2 separate regions of the Homo sapiens genome follow, and region 2 is linked to region 1. The links are chromatin contacts, found by Hi-C or POLR2A ChIA-PET in ENCODE. All regions are on one chromosome and are shown on one strand. The core of a region is the stretch at or near the end of the contact, and the rest is flanking DNA. Distances in the headings are between cores, read along the strand shown.

What was found. Hi-C counts contacts between places; a loop is a spot of excess contacts on that map. ChIA-PET counts read pairs that join two places held with the same protein, here RNA polymerase II (POLR2A). Pooled maps may share reads with other maps.
Region 2: a loop to region 1 is called in a map of heart right ventricle, with 2.5 times the contacts of the local background. The contact joins two enhancer-like sites. A Hi-C loop is called at or near these places in 30 of 168 maps with a recorded cell type or tissue (OCI-LY7, PC-9, Right ventricle myocardium superior and 15 more), 1 of 37 single-sample maps with no recorded cell type and 17 of 50 pooled maps. POLR2A ChIA-PET finds 5 or more read pairs at or near these places in 1 of 52 experiments (A549).

Annotation. Positions count from the first base shown.
Region 1 is chr14:59,377,104-59,379,945 of GRCh38, reverse strand. No RefSeq gene overlaps it. Among named protein-coding and RNA genes, the nearest start is that of GPR135, 87 kb to the left of the region's middle. Within about 2 kb of position 1,410, at least 6 of the 41 ENCODE cell types and tissues checked have a DNase peak (open chromatin) inside an H3K27ac peak, as active enhancers do; they include heart right ventricle, where a contact is called at or near this core.
Region 2 is chr14:59,423,490-59,426,331 of GRCh38, reverse strand. No RefSeq gene overlaps it. Among named protein-coding and RNA genes, the nearest start is that of GPR135, 40 kb to the left of the region's middle. Within about 2 kb of position 1,436, at least 6 of the 41 ENCODE cell types and tissues checked have a DNase peak (open chromatin) inside an H3K27ac peak, as active enhancers do; they include heart right ventricle, where a contact is called at or near this core.

The DNA.
Region 1 (2,842 bases), core at 161-2,660:
ATGAAAAGAAACATCAGACAAACACTAAACAAGGAAAATTAGAGTTTAAAAAAAGATGGGAGGGAGGACTTGTATTCCTTGGCTCATGGTCCCTTCGCATCTTCAAAGACAGCACTCACATTACTCTCACCTCTGTTTCCATCCTCACGTCTCCTTCTCTCCTTCTCTCCTTCTCTCCTTCTCTCCTTCTCTCCTTCTCTCCTTCTCTCCCTCTCTCCCTCTGACTCTCCTGTCTCTTTCTCATAAGGCTCCTTGTGATTACACCGGGCCCACCTGGATAATCCAGGAGAATTAATCTTCCTTTCTCAAAATCCTTAACCTTGTCACATCTGCAAAGTCCTCTTTGCCATATAAGGTAATATATTCACAGGTTCTGGGGATTAGGACATGAACATTTTTGGGGGGCCATTATTCTGCTTACATTCGACTATAATTAAAAAATGTCAATATCATGAAAGACAAAGAAAGCCTAGAGAGCATGAGAGGTTACAGAAATATGACAACTAAATGCAATACCTGATTTTGATTAGATCTTTTTCTGGAGCAGGGGAAACGCTATAAAGAATATACGTTAGTATATCAACTGACATAATTGGAACATGGATGGTATGATTAGATAAATGTATCAATATAAATTTATGAAGTTGATACATGTACTGAAGTTGTATAAGAGCATATCTTTATTCTTAGGAAATGTACACTGGAGTATTTAGGAATTGAGAGCCGTGATGTATGTAACTTACTCTCAGATGGTTCAGAAAAAAATTATGTGTACACGTACACACAAAGGAAGAGCAAGAGAACAAACGATGAAGTAAATGAATACAAGTTTAAAAATCAGTTTTATCTATAGAACAAAAAAGTGTATCTGGAAAAGTAAAAGGTGTTCGTTGTGCTATTTTTATTTTTGAAATGTTTTGTGAGTTTGAAATTATAAATAAAAAGGTTTTTTTTTTTAAATTGTGTATTCAAACTTCTACATACCCCTGAACTTTGTACAACATCCCTGATGTGATAGATGGTCACCCCATCTTGGGCATTCAGTCTAGAGATGTGGACGTCTCTAAGGAAAGGGTACTCAGTATCTTATTAGGCAGCCTGTTCAATCGCTAATTTTAGGAGTTTGAAATTTCTCTATGGCTTAAAAAAATGAAATCAATTGGTTGGTGACTTTTACCCATTGATTGTCACCCTGGCTTCTGGTGAAATACAGAATACGTTTTCTTTCTTTTTAAATATTTGAGAACAGCTGCTATATTTTTGTAATAATTTATTTTGCAGGCTAAAAGTTTCTTGTCAGTAGATGCTTCTGAGTCTGTCTATAAACCTGCTCACCAGGATGCAGTTTCATTTGTCAGCGCTGCTCTTAGAACACGGTATCCATGAGAACACAACACTCCAGCTGTGCTCACGCCAGTGAGGACAGCAGTGGGCCCATCCATTTAGTTTGATTTGTTCCTTCCTCCTCTTCCAACCACACTCTTCCTAGGTCACCACAACGGCCTCTACAGGGTAAAGCCATGTTAATGTTATACATTGATTTTATGACAAAATCAAGGCATTGTGGTTTTAGTGCAGCCCAGATGAGTCCCCGAGGATCAGCGTTACCACAGCTACCTGGTAAAAGGAAACCCTGGAATGAGCCTCATTACTGCTGTAATATAATGTGCTCTAAGCAATTGCCCTTCCACCTTTCCCCTTCCCAAACAGCCAGGGCAAGAAGCCCGAGTTCTTGGCTGTAACTGATAAACAGTGTGATGAGAACAGTTTGTTTAATTCTCGTTAATGAGTTGGCTGCAGTAAATTCCCAGCAACTAAGGACTGAGAACCTCAGAGGCAGGGCTACAGCATCCTTCAATGGGAAGTTTTAGGGCTGCTCTGTCCAGCTTCTAAAGTGTGAAGCCAAGATGTGTGGGAGACTGACCGAGGGTCACAGCTCATGTCTGATAGCAATACAGACAACTCTGGAACTTGGGTCCTAGTGTGTTGCTTAGCTGTTGGTGCAAGACAACAGAATAGGCAGATGGGAATTTGGGAGCCACCTTTTGTGGTGTGTACTTTAATGGCTGTAGATAGTTTCTGGATTGGTCAAGGTCTCCTTTACACAGTCCAGTGGGGGAGAAGTCAATGCCAATTGTCCTACAAGCATTACATGACAGAGGATTCTCTCCCTATTGCATTAATTCTTTAGCAGTGAGCCCGGAAAGATAGTAGGGCCCGCAAGACCCCCTCCTAGCAGTGCCTCTAGCAGACATTGGAAGCCAGCTTTTAGTGTGAACTCACCAGCCATAAAAATGTCAGGCCACTGAACAGCTGCGGCTCTTCAGGGTCAAATAGCTCACATTCAAGGCAGAAAGAGAGGACTGTTTTCTGTAAAAGGCATTTTAAGAGAATTCCTAATAATGAGGTCTTCTGATGGGAGAGTAACTAATGAAGGTGGTTTGAGGGAAGGAAGAAAGGGAGGTTGGGAAGGAAGGAAGTTGAGAAGGAGGGAGCAAAGTCTTTTCCTGTGAGCCTTGTAATGACAGTCAGCTTGCAAAAATTATCTTAAACTTGAAATCCAAAAGGCTTATAATCTGAACTGCTTGAGAGTGACTAGCTCACTAGTGACAAGCCCTCCTTATTATTTCTTCCCTCTGGATCCTCAAAAGTTAAGATATGAATATTAAGGTCCTATTAGTCTAAGAGTTAATCAGAGTGTTTTAGGGATGGGGCTGATGTCTTGAATGGTGGCAGTCTGCATGGAAGTCCAAGGAAGTATTGTGAAAAGCCATCCCATAGAGCTGTTTTATCGAGATATATCCAGATGTGAATAAACTGGAAAAGCAGAAAGCATGGAAAG
Region 2 (2,842 bases), core at 187-2,686, 46 kb before region 1:
TTCCAACAGGAGGCTGGTTAAAAAAGCCTGGAGTTCAAGAGAGAAACTTGGGCTAGGGAAACAGATTGTTGAATCCTCCAGTGGTTTTATTTATTTATTTATTTATTTATTTATTTTTATTTATCTTTGAGACGGAGTCTCGCTCTGTTGCCCAGGCTGGAGTGAAATGGCACAATCTCGGCTCACTGCAACATCCACCTCCCAGGTTCAAGTGATTCTCCTGCCTTAGCCTCTTGAGTAGCTGGGATTACACACCCGGCTAATATTTGTATTTTTAGTAGAGACAGGGTTTCACCATGTTGGCCAGGCTAGTCTCGAACTCCTGACATCAAATGATCCACCCGCCTCGGCCTCCCAAAGTGCTGGGATTACAGGCATGAGCCACCGTGCCCGGCCCCTTCCAGTGATATTTGAGGCTGTGGAGTTGTGCCCATTTTTATATTTTCTTCCAAATGTGCTCTCCATACATGCTTTCTGATGCTGGAGCTAGGACTCTGCAAACCTCATTTCTGCTTGACCGTTTGGCTTTTTCTTAGGCTCTGCTAATAGAGGGAAGCTGCAGGGCTGGAGGGAGGACAGGATGTGAGTCTCCCTGCAACCTCACTGCTTCCCTCCAGCAGTTGCAGATCATTCCAGTAACAGCTGTTGGGGCCAGTGTGTAGTTTTTTTTTTAACACTTGCAAAACCGGCTTCCTCTTACCCCCGCTTAGAGACACTAGCAGTGACCAACTATGTCCCCTCTTCCAAGGTCTGGGTCCCTCACTAGGCAGTCTCTTTTCTACATTCTGGTTTTAGTAATTCCAGCTTCTTCCTTTGTCCTTTCAGCCCTAGAGGTGGAGTTGCTTCCTGCAGGTGCTACTTTTGCCATGTCTTAGAGTTTTCTTTTCACTCTTTGGGTTACTTAGTTAACAACTTTATACATAGTTAACAATTCTTCATGTTAATTTATCTCAGTTAACATAACTGGTGTGGTTCCATCTCCTGACTGAATCCTGACTGTTACAGGGTAAATATGGGGATATCAAAGAAAAGTATAGAGAGTAATAAAAGAAGAGAGCTTCAAAAACAGCCTGGGACCACCTACATTTAAGGACCGTCAGCCCAAGATGTGGACCAGGGAGGTGGCAGGAAATCCAAGAGGGTCTGTGTCTGCTAAGGGAAAGAATCAATCAAGGAGAGATAGAACATTAATACCAGAGAGATAATAGTTAATGGAACAAGATTCCTGAGGGAAGTGGTAGGAGTAGCCTTGTCCCCTGGAATGAAAGGAAAGGAAAAAAAGGAATGAAGGTGGGTGAGGAGTAGATTAGCTTGTGAGCGGGGAAGTTGTCAGTTGAGAATAGGGATGAAGGGAGGTGGTTGGGTCTGAGGGAGGTGGAGCCTTTGAAGAGGATGGAAGAGAAGGCTGCCAAGGGCATCCCATGGGACAGCTCTAGGGCAAGGGGAGGGGAGAAGTCCGAGAACGTGAACTTTAAGTGGCTCCAATCCATGTAACCATGTGTGTTTTTTCTTTGTTTGTTTGTTTGTTTGATTAGGACATAGCAGCCCTTTGTGGGATGTTGAAAAGTCAGACAATGGGATTAATCTAGGGAAGGAGTCTGCTCCAAAGAGACCTAGGTCTCAGCAGGAAAGGGATGAACATGGGGGACCCTCGGCCTAGGTTGTCTAAAATATGAAGTGATGGGGGGTGACAGAAAAGAAAAACCCCACACAACTCTATGTGTGCTCATGAGAGTTTGTGTAGAGGTCAACTCTCTTCTTTAACTAAAGCCATAAAAGGAAAAGTTTTCAAATGTGCTCTGGCTAGAGGGAAGAAAATTCCCTACAGAGACTGGACACTAGTTGTAATCTTCTCAATAAAACCATCATAGTTCATCCTTAGGTCCAACCTAATTTACAAATTACTCTTGTCAAATGGCTTATAAATCAGTATATTTTAATTTCTTATTTATTCTAGGTAAGGAACCTCATTGGAGAGGCAGTATGATAAAAGAGCTCAGAAAACTTTAGCGCTCCTCAAATCTGAAGAATCAGGGATATTGCTGTAATGATGTAGGTCTTACTTGAATGCTATTTTACTACTTCAAATTTTGTTAGGGCTGAGATCAAGTCTGATAAGCACCTTAACTTAGGCAAATAATTATGGTAATAAAAGATTATGCCACAGTGCGCAGGCTTCCAAACTTTTCCAACTATTTTCTTGTAAATACATTTGTACAGGGGTAGTTTTCCCCTAGGACAGACCATAATTTAAAAAACTTGTATTCACTGCAGTCCTATAAATTACTGTTTCCCCTTAATGTTGGAAAGTAGTGATTTATTTTAGCAAAACTGCAGACCTCACTAAGGCATGCTTTATGTGTATGTACTTCCCTAGGGCAAGTGAGACCTTTTCAGCATATTTGGGGAAAGCATGAAAACTATTAAATTAATTTACATGGACATTCTTAAGTTTACTCTGATTTATCATATATTTTGCACAAAATGGCTGTTATATTTGCATTATCCATGAATAACTAAAATATACAATTTTTAATAATTTCTACATTTCTAGAATGGAGCTTTATTATTGCTAAGCACTTTCAATTTTTTATGTTTGCAATTTTGCTTATGAAATAATATTCTGTAATAATATATAGAGAGCTGGGCACAGTGCCTGGTGACTGTAATTCTAACAACTCAGGAGGCTGAGGCAGGAGGATCTCTTGAGTCCAGGAGTTCGAGGATGCAGTGAGTCATGATCATGACACTGCATTCCAGTCTGGGAAACACAGCAAGACCCCACTTCCAAAAAAACAAAGTTATATCAAAGTACTTAAAAAGTACTAATAACAATGACCCG